Regions from separate parts of the Homo sapiens genome. Here region 1 is linked to region 2. A link is a loop called in an ENCODE intact Hi-C map of the cell type or tissue named here. Cell type or tissue: K562. All regions are shown on one strand. Links, peaks and the distances in the headings refer to the core of each region. The heading gives the core; the rest is flanking DNA. Region 1 holds the start of LOC124904579 (UPF0764 protein C16orf89-like). Region 2 holds the start of LOC107984935 (a long non-coding RNA gene).

Region 1 (8,392 bases), core at 1,635-6,634, 55 kb after region 2:
TTCGAGACCAGCCTGGCCAACATGGTAAAACCTCATCTCTATTAAAAATACAAAAAAAAACTGAGCAAGGTGGCGGGCACCTGTGATTCCAGCTATGAGGGAGGCTGAGGCAGAAGAACTGTTTGAACCTGGGAGGCGGAGGTTGCAGTAAGCTGAGATCTTGCCACTGCACTCCAGCCTGGGTGACAGAGAGAGACTGTCTCAAAAAAAAAAAAAAAAAGAAAAGAAAAGAAAGAAACATACACAAACAAGTGAACTGAGTGCTCAGTACATGCACTTGGCATTTATATATTATGTCTTCATCTATGCATATTATTATTTTTTCTTTTTCTTTCTTTTTTCTTTTTTAGATGGAGTCTCACTCTGTCTCCTAGGCTGGAGTGCAATGGTGCGATCTCGCTGCAACCTCCGCCTCCTGGGTTCAAGTGATTCTCCTGCCTCAGCCTCCTGAGTAGCTGGGATTACAGGCGCATGCCATCACACCCTGCTAATTTTTGTATTTTTAGTAGAGAAGGGGTTTCACCATTTTGGCCAGGCTGGTCTCGACTTCCTGACCTGAAGTGATCTGCCTGCCTCGGCCTAAATGCTAGGATTATAGGCATGAGCCACTGCACCTGGCCTATCTATGCATATTTTTCTAATTACAAAATAATACATGATTACTATATAAAATAGTTATGATTATAGAGGTCTATGAAAATGAGTTTCCCCTACAACCCTGCTTGGCAATAACCACTAAAAGCAATTTGGTTTTTTTGTTTTGTTTTGTTTTTTTTGAGACGGAGTCTCACTCTGTCGCCCAGGCTAGAGTACAGTGGTGTGATCTTGGCTCACTGCAACTTCTGTCTCCCGGGTTCAAGCGATTCTCCTGCCTCAGCCTCCTGAGTAGCTGGGATTACAGGTGCCCACCACCATGCCAGGCTAAATTTTGTATTTTTAGTAGACACAGGGTTTCGCCATGTTGGCCAAGCTGGTCTCGAACTCTTGACCTCGTGATCTGCCTGCCTCGGCCTCCCAAAGTGCTGGGATTATAGGCATGAGCCACCGTGCCCGGCCCCAGTACAATTTTTTTTTTAAGCATATAAGTTTCCACCATGTTTGTGCAGCCAGGACCAGGAGTGCGACTGCTTCAGAATTCTGACTGGGCCAGGTTTGGTGTAATCCTAGCACTTTGGGAGGCTGGGATGGGAGGATAGCTTGAGCCCAGGAGTTTGAGGCTGCAGTGAGCTATGAACATGCCACTGCACTCCAGCCTGGGTGACACAGTGAGACCCTTTCTATAACAATAATAATAATAAAGAATTCTGAATAGGTAAGACTATTGATGATGATGATGATGTTGGACTTGTGTTTACTGAGAGTACTAAGTCCCAGACTCTGTTCAGAGCACCTTACGTGCATTATCTCCTTTAATTCGAAGAGATTCTCTGAGACAGGTACAGGTAAGTGTGTGCTCCTCATAGGAGCAGTACAGCCTAGTGGTACCCGGTTGCCTGGTCTCAAATTTCAGGTATACATGCACAAGATATATGGCCTTAGTAACTTTTTTTTTTTTTTGAGACATGGTCTCACTCTCACTGGGGCTGGAGTGCAGTGGCACCATCATGGCTCCCTGCAGCCTCTACCTCCTGGGCTCAAGTGATCCTCATCCTCCTGTTCAGCCTCCCAAGTGGCTGGGACCACAGTCTCGTGCAACAGCCCAGCTAATTTTTCTACTTTTTGTAGAAATGGGGGTCTCACTATGTTGCCCAAGCTGGTCTTGAACTCCTGGGCTCAAGCGATACTCCAGGCTCAGCCTCAGCCTCCCAAAGTGCTGGGATTACAGGCATGAACCACTGCACCTGGCCCAGTAACATTCTTACCCTCTCTGTGCCTTAGGTTTCTCGGTAAAACAAAGATGATAATAACACCTCCCTCATAGGGTTGTGGCCCAAATGCAATGAATGAATGTGTACCAAGCATGTGACGTGCCTGGCATGATTTTACAGATGAGGACATGGAGGTGATCCAGCGTAGATTCAAAGCTGCATTCACTGGCCTGGTTCCCTAGCATGAGCGGTCAGTGCCTGCTCAGTCCTCCCAGGCATCCCTTTCTGGGGGACAGCCTGTTCCTGGGTCTCTGAGGCAGTATGGGGAGGTGGAGTCAGGGAAAGTTCACTTCTTGATCCTTCCTGTGTTTCCTCAGCTGTTGAGCACAACAGTGGCTTTCGTAATTAAACAGTAGACAGTCTTAGGAGAACTAGGAGCAAGCCCTTCCCACTCTAAAACCCTCAGAATTGCTTTGCTGGTTATAAAACGAATTTGTGCAACTCCCTGGGAAGGTCTCAGGGTCAGGTGTTTTGTGGGAGAATCATTTCCTGCTTGGCCTGAGGGAAGAGCTGCTTCTTCCTGCTGAGATTCAGGCCAGTGGAGGCAAGCCTGCATGCAGACGCCACAGCCCATCCCTGACCCTCCCACCCCCACCCGGGACTCTGTTGTGGGTAGTCAGGCAGAAAATGAAAGGGAAGGGGGCTCTGTTCACAAAGTTGCTGTGCAAATCATTTATTTATTTATTTATTTATTTATTTATTTATTTATTTATTTTAAAGTTCTTTTTTTTTTTTTTTTTTGATACAGGGTCTTGCTCTGGCACCAGGCTGGAGTGCAGTGGCATGATCTCAGCTCACTGCAACCTCCGCCTCCCAGGTTCAAGCAATTCTCCTGCCTCAGCCTCCCGAGTAGCTGGGATTACAGGTGTGCACCACCACACCCGGCTAATTTTTGTGTTTTTAATAGAGATGGGGTTTCATCACATTGGCCAGGCTGGTCTCAAACTCCTGTCCTCTCACCTCCACCTCCCAAAATGCTGCCTTTTTTCTTTTTTAGACAGTTTCGCTCTTGTTGCCCAGGCTGGAGTGCAATAGCGCAATCTCGGCTCACCTCCCGGGTTCAAGAGATTCTCCTGCCTCAGCCTCCCAAGTAGCTGGGATTACAGGCACCCGCCACCATGCCCAGCTAATTTTGTATTTTTAGTAGAGATGGGGTTTCTCCATGTTGGTCAGGCTGGTCTCGAACTCCTAACCTCAGGTTATCCGCCCACCTCGGCCTCCCAAAGTGCTGAGATTATAGGCGTGAGACACCGCTCCCTGCCTGGAAAAAAGTTTTAAAAGATGCTTATAGAAAAAGGACAAAAATTATTTCTTTTTTTTTTTTTTGAGACAGGGTCTCCCTCTGTCTCCCCAGCTGGAGTGCAGTGGCCTGATCTCAGCTCACTGCAGCCTGAACCTCCCAGGCTCAAGCAATTCTCCCACCTCAGCCTCCCAAGTAGAAACACATTTGGGATTACAGGCGCATGCCACCACACCTGGCTAATTTTAGAATCATTTCTTTAAAAAAAAAAAACAAAAAAACTGAGGTTTAAGAGGGAATGTGAGAAAAAGAGAGCTACTCCTCATCTGCACTCCCCCAACTCCTGAAGCCCCTTACTAGCAGACGGCGGGCTCCCAGGCCTGAGGGTAGGAGCCGGCTCTGGGAGTAACAGAGCAGAGGGCACTTGGCCAATGGCCCTGTTCCTATTCCTACCCAGAGGCCTTTGCACACCCTGACCTCTCCTGGACTAGGGCTCCTCCCCAGGTCAGGGGAAAAGGCCTCCTCTCTCCCCCTTCCTCCCTCTCTACCCCACCCCCTTCTTCCTACTTATCATTTTGGAGAGTCATTTAATTCCTGGGGTTTCTGTGTGTGCTGAGTCTGTGCGTGTGCTGGGAGAAAGGAGCCTGGCTTCTATCCAACTGAAAAGAAAGAGGAATAAACCACAAAACCAAAACACACACAAAGACAACTTGGAAGACAATATTTATTCTGATTTTGCTTTTGCTTTAATACGTAATATGTATACATGTTCCAGACAACACATTTGGGAACACAAAATAAAAATAAGGTTGCTTATGACCTCAGGAGCTAGCTAACCTTTGCTGACAATTTCTGTCTTCTCTTTGGGTTTCAGGACATGTGTTATGTTGGGGCTTTCTGCACCCTCTGGCTGGGGAAGAGACCTCATCTGTCACCTCACATCTTCATTCTCTCCCCACTCTAGGATTTAGAGGGTGTAGTCAAGGGGGAAGACCTGGGACAGGTTAAACCAGAGGGGTGGCTGGTGCAGAGGACTGGGCAGGGACTGTGACTTTGTCCCTCAGCTGCTGTGGGAAAGGACTTCGTGAACAATGAGTTGACCAGAGAGTCGGGCTTCATCCTACTGCCCAGAGAGGCCACCTTGACTCAGCAGAAAGGTCCCCGGGGAGACAGCATAGTTCCCCAATTTCCTTTATATTTTTTATCTTTTTCCTTTTTTTTCTGAAACATGGTCTTGCTCTGTCACCCAGGCTGGAGTATAGTGGCACAATCATGGCTCACTGCAGCCTCAACTTCCGAGGCTCAAGCAATCCTCCTGCCTCAGCCTCCCAAGTAGCTAGGACTAGAGGTATGTGCCACTATATCCGGCTAATTTTTATTATCTGGGCCAGGTGCGGTGGCTCACGCCTGTAATCCCAGCACTTTGGGAGGCCGAGGCAGGTGGATCATGAGGTCAGGAGTTTGAGACCAGTCTGGCCAACATAGTAAATCCCTGTGTCTACTAAAAATGCAAAAAAAATTAGCCGGATGTCGGGAGGCAACGCTTGCAGTGAGCCGAGATCGTGCCACTGGACTCCAGCCTGGGCGACAGAGTGAGACTCTGTCTTAAAAAAAAAAAAAAAAAAATTAGCCAGGTGTGGTGGTGTGCACCTGTAATCCCAGCTACTCAGGAGGCTGAGGCAGGAGAATCACTTGAACCCGGGAGGCAGAGTTTGCAGTGAGCTGAGATCATGCCATTGCACTCCAGCCCAGGCAACAGTGCAAGAATCCGTCTCAAAAAAAAAATTATCTGTAGAGTCAGGGGACTCCCTATTGCTGCCCAGGCTGGTCTCGAACTCCTAGGCTCAAGTGATCTGCCCACCTGGGCCTCCTGAAGTGCTAGGATTACAGGCGTGAGGCACCAGGCCTGGCCTTCATACCTTTTAAAATGTATTCATTCACTCACTCATTAAACATTAACTGCTGTCCACCCTGGGCAGGCTCTGGGGCCTCTCAGGTGGAGAAGTTGCCAACTGGGCCCTCCAACAGCCTGCTTCTGACCTGGGGAAAGTAAGATACAAGAAATGTGCCCAAGGAAAGCAGGGGAAGGGAGGAGGAAAAAGGGAGAGAAAGGAAGGGCGTGTAGCAGTATTCCCCGCATGAGTGAACAATTTGTAAAAGAATATTACATATTACAACAGCATTTTTCTTTGGAAAATGCAAAACAAAACTCTAACTTTGTTCTTAATGCAGACTATGGAAAGTAAATTGTGAGGAAATCTTGGCCCTTGGGGGTTTATCATGGGTCCCTTCAGTTAAGCCTGTGGGGAAGGCAGGGAGTAGGGCAGGCCTTGCCACTCTCCAGAGGCCTCTCAGTAGAACGTGACCTATTTCTATTTACCAGAATGGCAAGGGCAGGGGTGCAGGAATGGGAAGAGGACATACCTGATTGGAGAGCCAAGAATTTGGGTCCTGAGAGTCAAAGGGAGAGGTTGGCAAATTCAGGAACACATAGCTGCGTGTAGTGGCTCTCTCCTATAATCCCAGCATTTTGTGAGGCCAAGGCAGGAGGATCACTTAAGCCTTGGAGTTCAAGACCAGCCTGGGGAACAAAGTGAGATCCAGTCTCTACAAAAAATAAAAAAATTGGCTGGCACAGTGGCTCACACCTGTAATCCCAGTACTTTGGGAGGCTGAGGAGGGCGGATCACCTGAGGTCAGGAGTTCGAGACCAGCCTGACCAACATGGAGAAACTTCATCTCTACTAAAAATACAAAATTAGCTGGGCGTGGTGGAGCGTGCCTGTAATCCTAGCTACTCGGGAGGCTGAGGCAGGAGAATCGCTTGAACCTGGGAGGCGGAGGTTGCAGTGAGCCGAGATCGCACCATTGCACTCCAGCCTGGGCAACAAGAACGAAACTCCATCTCAAAAAATAAAAAAAAAAATTGTCTGGGCACTGTGGCGTGTGCCTGGTCCCAGCTACGTGGGAGACTGAGGTGGGAGGATCAAGGTGGGAGTTCAAGGTTGCAGTGAACTATGATCCAGCCTCTGTCACACAGGCTGGAGAGCATGGCCACCATGTTGGCCAGGCTGGTCTCGAACTCCTGGCCTCAACTGGTCTGCCTACTTCGGCCTCCCAAAGGCTTTGTAGGCCATATGGTCATGGTGGTACCTACTCAACTCAGCTGTGGGGCACAAAAGGAGCCACAGGCACTACTTAATCAACTGGGTCTGACTGTGTTCCAACAAAACTTTATTTATGGACACTGAAATTTGAATTTCATATCATTTGCAGAAAAATGTCAAGAAATAGTACTCTTAAAGTTTTTTCCCCACCTTTAAAAATGTTACAATCATTCTTGGCTTGCAGGGGTCCTACAAAAACAGGGAGTCAGGTGGTAATGACGTGTCAATGTAGATTCATCAGTTGTCACAAATGTACCACTCTGATGGGGGATATATTGAAAACGGAGGAGGCTATTCATGTATAGGGGTAGGAAGTATACAGGAAATATGGTATCTTCTGCTCAATTTTGCCACAAACCTAAAACTGATCTTAAAAAATAAAGCCTGTCTTCCAGGTGCGGTAGTTCACGCCTGTAATCCCAGCACTTGGGAGGCCAAGGTTGGGGGGGGGATCACCTGAGGTCAGGAGTTTGAGACCAGCCTGGCCAACATGGTGAAACCCCATCTCTATTAAAAAAAAAATACAAAATTAGTCAGGCACGGTGGCATACGCCTGTAATCCCAGCTACTCAGGAGGCTGAGGCAAGAGAATTGCTTGAACCCAGGAGGCAGAGGTTGCAGTGAGCCGAGATTGCACCATTGCACTCCAGCCTGGGCAACGAGAGCAATACTCCATCTCAAAAAATAAATAGGCCGGGCATGGTGGCTCATGCCTGTAATCCCGGCACTTTGAGAGGCCGAGGCGGGCAGACCACTTGAGGTCAGGAGTTCAGGACCAGCCTGGCCAACATGGTGAAAACCCGTCTCTACTAAAAATACAAAAATTAGCCGGGCGCTTGAACCCAGGAGGCAGAGACTGCAGTGAGCCGAGATCATGCCACTGCACCCCAACCTGGGCGACAGAGTGAGACTCCATCTCAATAAATAAATAAATAAATAAATAAAGCCTATTAAAAAAAGAAGAAGAAAGAAAGAAAAGAAAACAGGAAGCAAGCTGAGAATTTAGCTTGTGGCCTGTACTTGCTGATCCCTGTTTTAGAGAATTACAAAAAGTTGCTCCATCCTCCAGTAAGACATTATATAAGTTAGTTTATTATTTCTGGGGAATAACAATTATAAGACTGGGCATACCTGGGCATAGAACTGGCTCACATCTATAATCCCAACATTTTGGAAGGGTGAGGCAGGAGGATCACTTGAGGCCAGGAGTTCCAGACCAGCCTCAGCAACATAGTAAGAGCTCTACAAAAAAATTTTTTTAAAGAATAACAATTATGACAAGCATTAAATCATTCTGTAAAAATTATACAAATCAAATATTGAATATAAGGTAATAGAAAATTATCATTGTTGCAAATATGTTGTAATTATTCAATGGTTCTCATATTAGATTCTAGAAAATAACAAGATTTTTGGCATCCTGGGCAATCAAGATTTTGAGACCAGCCTGGCCAATATGGCAAGACCACATATCTACAGTTTTTTTTGTTTTTTTTTTTAAGATGGAGTCTCACTCTGTTGCCCAGGCTGGAGTGCAATGGCGCCATCTTGGCTCGCTGCAACCTCCGACTCCTGGGTTCAAACAATTCTCCTGCCTCAGCCTCCTGAGTAGCTGAGACTACATGCGTGTGCCACCATGCCCAGCTAAGTTTTTGTATTTTTAGTAGAGATGGGGTTTCACCGTGTTAGCCAGGATGGTCTCGATCTCCTGACCTCGTGATCTGCCCATCTCGGCCTCCCAAAGTGCTGTGATTACAGGCATGAGCCACCGCGCCCGGCCCAAAAAGATTTTTAAAAATCACCCTGCGTGGTGGCACATGCTTGTAGTCCTAGGTACTGGGGAGGCTGGAACAGGAAGATTGCTTTAGTCCAGGAGTTCAAGGCTGCAGTGAGCCATGATCAGACCACTGCACACCAGCCTGGGCAATTAAGCAAAACTCCATCTCTTATTAATAAAAAAAAAGGCGGCCGGGCACAGTGGCTCATGCCTGTAATCCCAGCACTTTGGGAGGCCAAGGCAGGAGGATCACAAGGTCAGGAGATTGAGACCATCCTGGCTAACACGGTGAAACCCCGTGTCAACTAAAAATACAAAAAAATTAGCTGGGCGTGGTGGC
Region 2 (8,392 bases), core at 1,815-6,814:
AAGTACACTCTCTCTTCAGGGACCCAGAGCTATAAAGTCAATGAAAGCCTAAAACTGCTTGTAGCCACAGTCATCTTTCTGTTTTCTTTTCTTTCTTTCTTTCTTTTTTTTTTTTTTTTTGAGACAGGGTCTCACTCTATTGCCCAGGGTAGAGTGCAGTGGCACAATCATAGCTCACTGTAGCCTTGAATTCCTGGGCTCAAGGAGGGATCCTCTCACCTTAATCTCCTGAGCAGCTGGAACTACAAGTGCAAACCATCATGCTCAACTAATTTTTTTCTTATTATCTTTTGTAGAAATGGGGTCTTGCTATGTTGCCCAGGCTGATTTCAAACTCTCAGCCTCAAGTGATCCCCCCCCCCCTTAGCCTCCCAAAGTGCTAGGATTTACAGGTGTGAACCACTGCACCTGGCCCTAGAACGGCTAGTAGCCATCTTGCTTGGCTGCCTGTAAGAGAGAATTGAGGGATAACGAGAGACATGGAGCTGTGAAACCTTCTCTTGAGCCCCTGGGATCCAGCCATACTTAACATACTTCAAAACATACTTCCGGCCAGGCACGGTGGCTCATGTCTGTAATCCCAGCACTTTGGGAGGCCGAGATGGGTGGATCACGAGGTCAGGAGATCGAGACCCCTGGCTAACATGGTGAAACCCCGTCTCTACTAAAAATACAAAACATTAGCCAGGCATGGTGGCAGGCACCTGTAGTCCCAGCTACTCGGGAGGCTGAGGCAGGAGAATGGTGTGAACCCGGGAGACAGAGCTTGCAGTGAGCCGAGATCGGGCCACCGCACTCCAGCCTGGGTGACAGAGTGAGGCTCTGTCTCAAACAAACAAACAAACAAACAAACAAAAACATACTTCCAGAGTTTGTCAGTAAATCTTCCCCTCCCTGCTCCAATCCTCTCACCTCAGCCTCCCAGTAGCTGGGACTACAGGCATGTAATGTCACCCCTCACCCTGGCTTTTTTTTTTTTTTGGCAGAGATGAGGGGTCTCGCTATGTTGCCCAGGCTGCTTCTTAAACTCCTGGGCTCAAGCTATCCCTGTAGGCCTCCCAAAGCCTGGAATTACAGGGAAATTTACTACAACAGGCCTGTGTTATGTTTCTGTTACTTGCAACTGCTAGAATCCTGGTTGATACAATGTTTGAAATAAGTCTGATCTAGATCTTAGGTGGACTGGAGACCACAGCCAAATCTTAAATGGTTTAGCATAGAACCTGGCACATAATAATAAGCACTGGCTGCTCAGAAAACACTGCTCCTGTAGTTCCCTGTACTTCTCCACTAAGGTGCATATGATAATTTTTTTTTAGACAGAGTCTCACTCTGTCACCCAGGCTGGAATGCAGTGGCACGAACTCAGCTCACTGCAACCTCCGCCCCCCAGGTTCAAGCGATTCTCCTGCCTCAGCCTCCCGAGTAGCTGGGATTACAGGCACCCACCACTATGCCCAGCTAATTTTTTGTATTTTTTTAGTAGAGACGGGGTTTCGCCATGTTGGCCAGGCTGGTCTCAAGCTCCTGACCTTGTGATTTGCCCGCCTCTGCCTCCCAGAGTGCTGGGATTACAGGCATGAGCCACCGTGCCCAGCCACATATCACAATTTTAATTGAATAACGATTCATATTGTTAATTGTTCAGTCTTTCAACCAGCCTGCAAGCTTATTTGTGTAGGAACTGTAACTTGTTCACTGTATTCCTCAGCACATGACCTAGCAGAGTGGGTGTTTCACCATGTTGGCCAAGCTGGTCTTGAACTCCTGACCTCAGGTGATCCGCCTCCCAAAGTGTTGGGATTACAGGCGTGAGCCACCGCACCCGGCCAAGACAAAATTATGAGAAATTTAGTATAAAAATATCAGTTGGCTTTATTTGCGATTCCACAATTGGGCAGCACCTCATTCTATAAAATAGAATAAGTATGTCAATGATCTGAGCAGAAGAGCTTGGCTTTATAGACACAGAAGGGTTAAAGAAAGCATTGGCAAAGAATAAAGAGTATATTAGGCCCAGAGCCCTGGATCACACCTGTAATCCCAGTGATTCAGGAGGCTGGGATGGGAGGATCCCTTGGGCCAGGAGTTTCAGGCCAGCCTGGCCAACATGGTGATACCCCGTCTCTACAAAAATTTAAAAAATGGGCCAGGTGAGGTGGTTCCCTGGAGGCCGAGGTGAGCGGACCACCTGAGGTGAGGAGTTCCAGACCAGCCTGGCCAAGATGGTGAAACCCTGTCTTTACCAAAAATTCAAAAATTAGGCCAGGCATGGTGGCTCACACCTGTAATCCCAGCACTTTGGGAGGCCGAGGTGGGTGGATCATGAGGTCAGGAGATCAAGACCACCCTGGCTAACATGGTGAAACCCCATCCCTACTAAAAATACAAAAAATTAGCTGGGTGTGGTGGCAGGCACCTGTAGTCCCAGCTACTCGGGAGACGGAGGCAGGAGAATGGCGTGAACCCGGGAGGTGGAACTTGCAGGGAGCCAAGATGGCACCACTGCACTCCAGCCTGGGGACAGAGCGAGACTCTGTCTCAAAAAAAAAAAAATCAAAAATTATCCGGGTGTGGTGGAATTTTTTTTTTTTTTTTAACGGCCAGGTGCAGTGGCTCACGCTTGTAATCCCAGCACTTTGGGAGGCTGAGGCAGGTGGATCACTTGAGGTCAGGAGTTCGAGACCAGCCTGGCCAACATGAAGAGACTGTGTCTCTACTAAAAATACAAAAATTAGCAGGGCATGTGGTGCACGCCTGTTATCCCAGCTACTCAGGAGGATGAGGCACAAGAATCGCTTGAACCTGGGAGACAAGAGGTTGCAGTGAGCTAGGTAGCACCACTGCACTCCAACTCCAGCCTAGGCAACAGAGTGAGACTCCATCTCAAAAAAAAAAAAGGCCAGGTGCAGTGGCTCACACTTGTAATCCTAGCACTTTGGGAGGCCAAGGCAGGCGATCACTTGAGGTCAGGAGTTCGAGACCAGCCTGGCCAACATGGCAAAACCCTGTCTCTATTAAAAATACAAAAAAATTAGCCAGGCGTGGTGGCATATGCCTGTAATCCCAACTACTCGGGAGGCTGAGACAGGAGAATTGCTTGAACCCAGGAGGCGGACGTTGCAGTGAGCCGAGATGGCGCAAGACTCCATCTCAAATAAAAAAAAAAAAATTAAAAATAAGCAGAGCGTGGAGGTGTCCACCTGTGGTCCCAGGTACTCAGGAGGCTGAGGCAGGAGGATCGCTTGAGCCCAGGAAGTCAAAGCTTCAGTGAGCTGGGTTTATGCCACTATGCCACTGCACTCCAGCCTGGGTGACAAAGCTAGACCCTGTACCTTAGAAAAAAGAAAAATTTTTAAAAAAGGCCAGACACAGTGGGTTATGCCCGTAATCTTAGCACCTTGTGAGTTCTAAGCCGGTGGACCACTTGAGCTCAGGAGTTCGAGACCAGCCTGGCCAAAATGGTGAAACCCTGTCTCTACTTAAAAAAAAAAAAAAAATTAGCTGGGCATGGTGGTGTGCGCCTGTGATCCCACTTACTTGGGAGGCTGAGGCAGGAGAATCGCTTGAACCCGGGAAGCAGAGGTTGCAGTGAGCCGAGATTGCACCACTGCACTCCAGTCTGGGCGACAGAGCGAGACTCTATCTCAAAAAAAAAAAAAAGAGTATATAGTTATTTTTCAAAGTTACTTTTACTTTTCTTGTAAGGCAGGACAGACCAATAGAATAATAACCAAGTGGTTACTATCAGGTTCTTTCAAGCCGCCTTTTTTTGCGTAGGATTAAAGCAGGGAAATGTGATGTTGATTGAGGATTTAAACCGGCCTGTTTGGGAAATTGGCTGTTGTCTCTTGATTTCTCCCCAGGTTAGATGGCAACTCAGTTTCCATTTGGTAATGTGGAACTTTAGCATGGGTGACTCTTTTGATTTTTAGTCTGGTCGGCTGGGGCCTGGTGCAGAAACTTAGTCCAAAACAGTGGCCTCCTATAATGTTTATTTAACGGTAGGAAACACATGTTAGTTAAGGTGATGGTGAAGCCTTCCTCTTCACTTCCATTCTCTCAACCCACTCTCCCAGGGCCCTGCAAAACAAGAAGGGCCATCGTCATTTCACAGAAGCGGAAACAAGACCCACGCAGGGAAGGACTTGCTCCAGGGCTCGGCGGGGTGCCGCACAGCCTGGGACCTGCGGGTTCTCAGGACAGACGTGTGGCGGGGCCAACAGTGCGGCGCTCAGGGATAGTGGGGCGCGGCCCAAAGCGGGTGGAGCGCGGCCCAAAGCGGGTGGGGCGCGCAGACTCCACGTGGCCCCGGCGCCGCCCTCTGCGCCCCCTCCCGGCCTCTCCCGGGCCACCCGCGGATTCCCCCAGAGAGGATCGCGCCCTGAACCCGCCGCCCCCGGCTCCTGAGGCCAGGCCTCGCCTCCATTCCTGCCCTGCGCCCTCCCCCTCTCCGGGGCCAGGGGGCCCTCTAAGCTTCCGGGTCTCCAGCCCCCAAAAGGGCCCCGCTCTAGCGGCGACTCCCCGCCCGCCTCTCCCGGGACTCGGGTCCCGCCTCCAGCACCCACTTTAGCCTCCCCCAGATAAGTCCCGCCAGACCCCCACACCCCCAACCCCCACACCCCCAGCCCCTTCCCAACTCCCCTCGTCCCCACCTCCGGCCCCGCGCCCGCGCCCGCGCCCGATCCTTCACGGACTCGTTCCGAAGATCCAGCCTCGCCCTGCCCCGCCCAGGGCCCGGCCGCTCCCCGCCCTCGTCCCCCGGCCCGGGCTCCGCCCCTCCCTCGACTCCGGCCCCGCCCTCCCCCCCGCTCCCTCCGGTCCCCGGATCGGGCCCCGCCCCCGCCCCCGCCCCAAGGACTCTCTTTGTTCCGGAGTCAACCGGCCTCGGTCCTGGGATCGCTGATTCCACGGAGGAGAGCCATACCTGGGCGTCTCCACCCCCCACCCCACTGTCTCTGGAGACCAAGGCCGGCGCCGGGGGAGGCGGGTGTGCGGGCGCGCGAGCCGAGCCCTTTGTTCAGGAGAACATTCCTCAGCGCCAGCCTCCCCACCTGGAGAGCCTGTGGTTCCTGTTTCAGGCTTTGCCTTGGAGAAACTCTCGCCGAGTATGCAGCTCTCAAGCCTGGCTTCTGGCGCATCCTACTTCATGGCCTTCAACGGGTCCTTTGACCTCCCTGAACCTCAATTTTCTCACTTGTAGAATGGGAACCAAAATTCTGACGTCGAATGATCGCTGTGAAATTAAATTAAATGCCAAAACACAAATGTAGAGTATCTGCAGGCATAAGGTGAATGTTAGATACTTGCGTTTGGAAGACCTTCACCGAAAGAAGCTAACATTTTTGTATTGAGTTCACCCTACTCCCCCATCCCGCTTTGTATGGGCAATTTGTAGTCCTCCCAAATCTTTGAAATCTCACTTTCTTAGTAAAGACTTTCCCTGATTTCTGGGGCACACCCTCATGGAGTCACCCTCTGGCATATTTCCATAGCATGCTGTAACGTCTATTAAAATATTTGCAGTTACTTTTTTTTTAATTGAGACTTAATTTGCATTCAGCGAAATACACACAACTTGGCAGGGCGCGGTGGCTCGCGCCTGTAATCCCAGCACTTCGGGAGGCCGAGGCGGGCAGATCACCTGAGGTCAGGAGTTTTGAGACCAGCCTGGCCAACATGGCGAAACCCCATCTTTACTAAAAATACAAAAATTAGCCGGGCCTGGTGGTGCGTACCTCTAATCCCAGCTACTCAGGAGGCTGAGACAGGAGAATCACTTGAATCCAGGAGACGGAGGTTGCAATGAGCCGAGATTGGGCCATTGCACTCCAGCCTGGACGACAGAGCAAGACTCTGTCTCACAAAAAAAAAAAAAGAAAAGAAAGAAAAAAAGAAACTGCCAAACAGTCCTCTCAAGTTATATAGTTATATCCTTTTACATTCCATTCTTTACATGCGGTTTTTTTTTTTTGTTTTTTTTTTTTTTTTTTGAGACAAGGCCTCACTCTGTCACCCAGGCTGGAGTGCAGTGGTGTGATCATAGTGATCATAGCTCAGCAGCCTCGACCTCCCGTGCTCAAGCCATCCTCCCGCCTCAGCCTCCCAAAGTACTGGGATTACTAGCTTGAGACTCTTTGCCCAGCCCCATTTTCCATTCTCACCAGCAGTTATAAGCATTCCAGTTGCTCCACATCCTCTTGAGCATTTGACATTGCCAAACATTTTACTTTTAGCCATTGGAATGGGTGTAGTGTATCTCATTATGACATTACTTTTTAAAAATGAGTAATACAAGTATTCAGTTCTAAAGGTACAAAAGCCTATTAGTCTGTTTAATTTTTCTCCCTGAAAAGTATGTTTCATGAGTGGCTTGTGTCTCCATTTACACTGACATTTCTTTTTGACTATCTGTCTTTTTTCCACTAGAATATAAGCCCCAGGAGGAGAGGGACTGCCTATGGTGATGATAGCTGTCATCTCAGCTCCTTTCTAAAGCTAGTAAAAGCCTAATAAATATTGGTGAATGAATGCCCAGCACTATTCTTCTAGACAAGTCGCATAATCTATTACATTATCACATTTTGATTCAAGAGAGTAGCAGATTCCTTTGGGACTAAGTATGGAACTGAGTGATATCAATACAAAGTTGTGGCCGGGTGCGGTGGCTCACACCTGTAATCCCAGCACTTTAGGAGGCCGAGGTGGGTGGATCACGAGGTCAGGAGATTGAGATGAGCCTGGCCAACATTATGAAACCCCATCTCTACTAAAAATACAAAAATTAGCTGGGCGTGGTGGTGTGTGCCTGTAATCCCAGCTACTCCGGAGGCTGAGGCAGGAGGATCGCTTGAACTAGGGAGTCAGAGGTTGTGGTGAGCTGAGATCGTGCCACTGCACTCCAGCCTGGCGACAGAGCAAGACTCTGTTTCAAAAAAAAAAAAATACAAAGTTGTAAAATGAATGAATGTTGATGAAGGAGCTCTCGGGGTGTTCCTGCATGCAGTGCAAGCTGGCTTTTTGAAAACAACATCTATATGTTAAGTGCTATGCAAACTTTGAAAATAAACATCTGTTACTTCTGCTGCCCAGCATTACTTCACCCTTCTAGTAACAGGACACGAATTTTTCTCTGGGAAATTGTCCTCCTCCACTCAGTCCACACCTCCATCAGCTTCAGGGCATGTGACTCAACCCCAACTAATCAGAGCATCTCAGCCCCTTGACAACTGTGATTGGTTCAGGGATGTGCCCACCCAATTTGGGCCAATGAAAGCCAGCCCTGTCTTGTTGGGCAAGAAAGCTCTTTTTCCTGCAGGACTTGCAATTGTGGTGATGAAAGACTAGGAGAAATGAGGTCAAGGGGAATCGAGCTATTAATGAAGTGATGGAGGGAACATCCCTGGTATTAGGAAGAACAGGAAGAAGGCCACTGCAGTACAGGGAAAAAGGAGAGAGGTAGAGGATGAGAGGATGAGTTCAGGGGCAGGCAGAGGCCAGATCTTTTTTTTTTTTCAGACAGAGTCTTGCTCTGTTCCCCACGCTGGCTTGCAGTGGCGCGATCTCAGCTCACTGCAACCTCCGCCTCCTGGGTTCAAGCGTTTCTCCTGCCTCAGTCTCCCGAGTAGCTGGGATTACAGGCATGTGCCACCATGCCCAGGTAGTTTTTGTATTTTTAGTAGAAACGGGGTTTTGCCATGGTGGCCAGACTGGTCTTAAAATCCTAGAGAGGCCAGATTTTGAGGGGCCTCAAGGAAGATCCTCAAGGATCATGGGAAGGATTTGGAGTTTACCTTTTTTTTTTTTTTTTTTTGAGACAGAGTCTTGCTCTGTCACCCAGGCTGGAGTGCAGTGACGCGATCTCAGCTCACAGCAACCTTCACCTTGTAGCTCACTTGCAAGCAAAGTTGCAAGCTCACTGCAACCTGGGCTCAAGCAATTGAGCCCGAGCAGCTAGGATTACAGGTGCCTGCCACCACGCCCGGCTAATTTTTATATTTTTAGTAGAGACAGGGTTTCACCATGTTGGCCAGGCTGGTCTCAAACTCCTGACCTCAAGTGATCCACCTGCCTTGGCCTCCCAAAGTGCTGGGATTACAGGAGTGAGCCACGGCACCCAGCCTGGAGTTTACCTTGAGAAGCTATTAGAAGAATTTGAGCAGAAGAGTCAATGATCTGATTAAATTTTTTTTGCGACCAAGTCTTGCTTTGTCACTCAGGCTGGAGTGCAGTGACACAGTCATTGCTCACTACTGCAACCTCAACCTCTTAGGCTCAAGGGATTCTACTGCCTCAGCCTCCTGAGTGGCTGAGACCATGGGTACGTGTCACCATGCTCAGCTAATTTTTAAAAATTTTTTTGTAGAGATAGGGACTTGATACATTATTCAGG

What was found. Peaks named below come from ENCODE experiments on the same cell type or tissue, not always from the same donor. Only the 100,000 strongest peaks of a DNase experiment are listed, where the experiment ranks them.
Region 1: a loop joins it to region 2, with 5 times the contacts of the local background. A loop is called at or near these places in 3 of 110 quality-filtered maps.

Annotation. Positions count from the first base shown.
Region 1 is chr1:31,096,541-31,104,932 of GRCh38, reverse strand. LOC124904579 (UPF0764 protein C16orf89-like) reads right to left here and starts at 4,727. Exons shown (of 4, transcript XM_047439474.1): 1 at 4,651-4,727. The coding sequence starts at 4,727. In K562, for the core only: no CTCF peak of the experiment used is centred there; DNase peaks (open chromatin) are centred at 3,622 and 4,222.
Region 2 is chr1:31,151,416-31,159,807 of GRCh38, reverse strand. It overlaps LOC107984935 (a long non-coding RNA gene), which reads right to left and starts at 4,762. Exons shown (of 2, transcript XR_001737961.2): 1 at 4,656-4,762; 2 at 3,674-4,083. RefSeq lists enhancers at 3,958-4,047, 3,622-4,257, 4,895-5,531, 5,532-6,169 and a silencer at 4,218-4,807. In K562, for the core only: a CTCF peak has its summit at 4,361 (motif pointing left); DNase peaks (open chromatin) are centred at 4,287 and 4,787; H3K4me3 peaks cover 1,530 bases.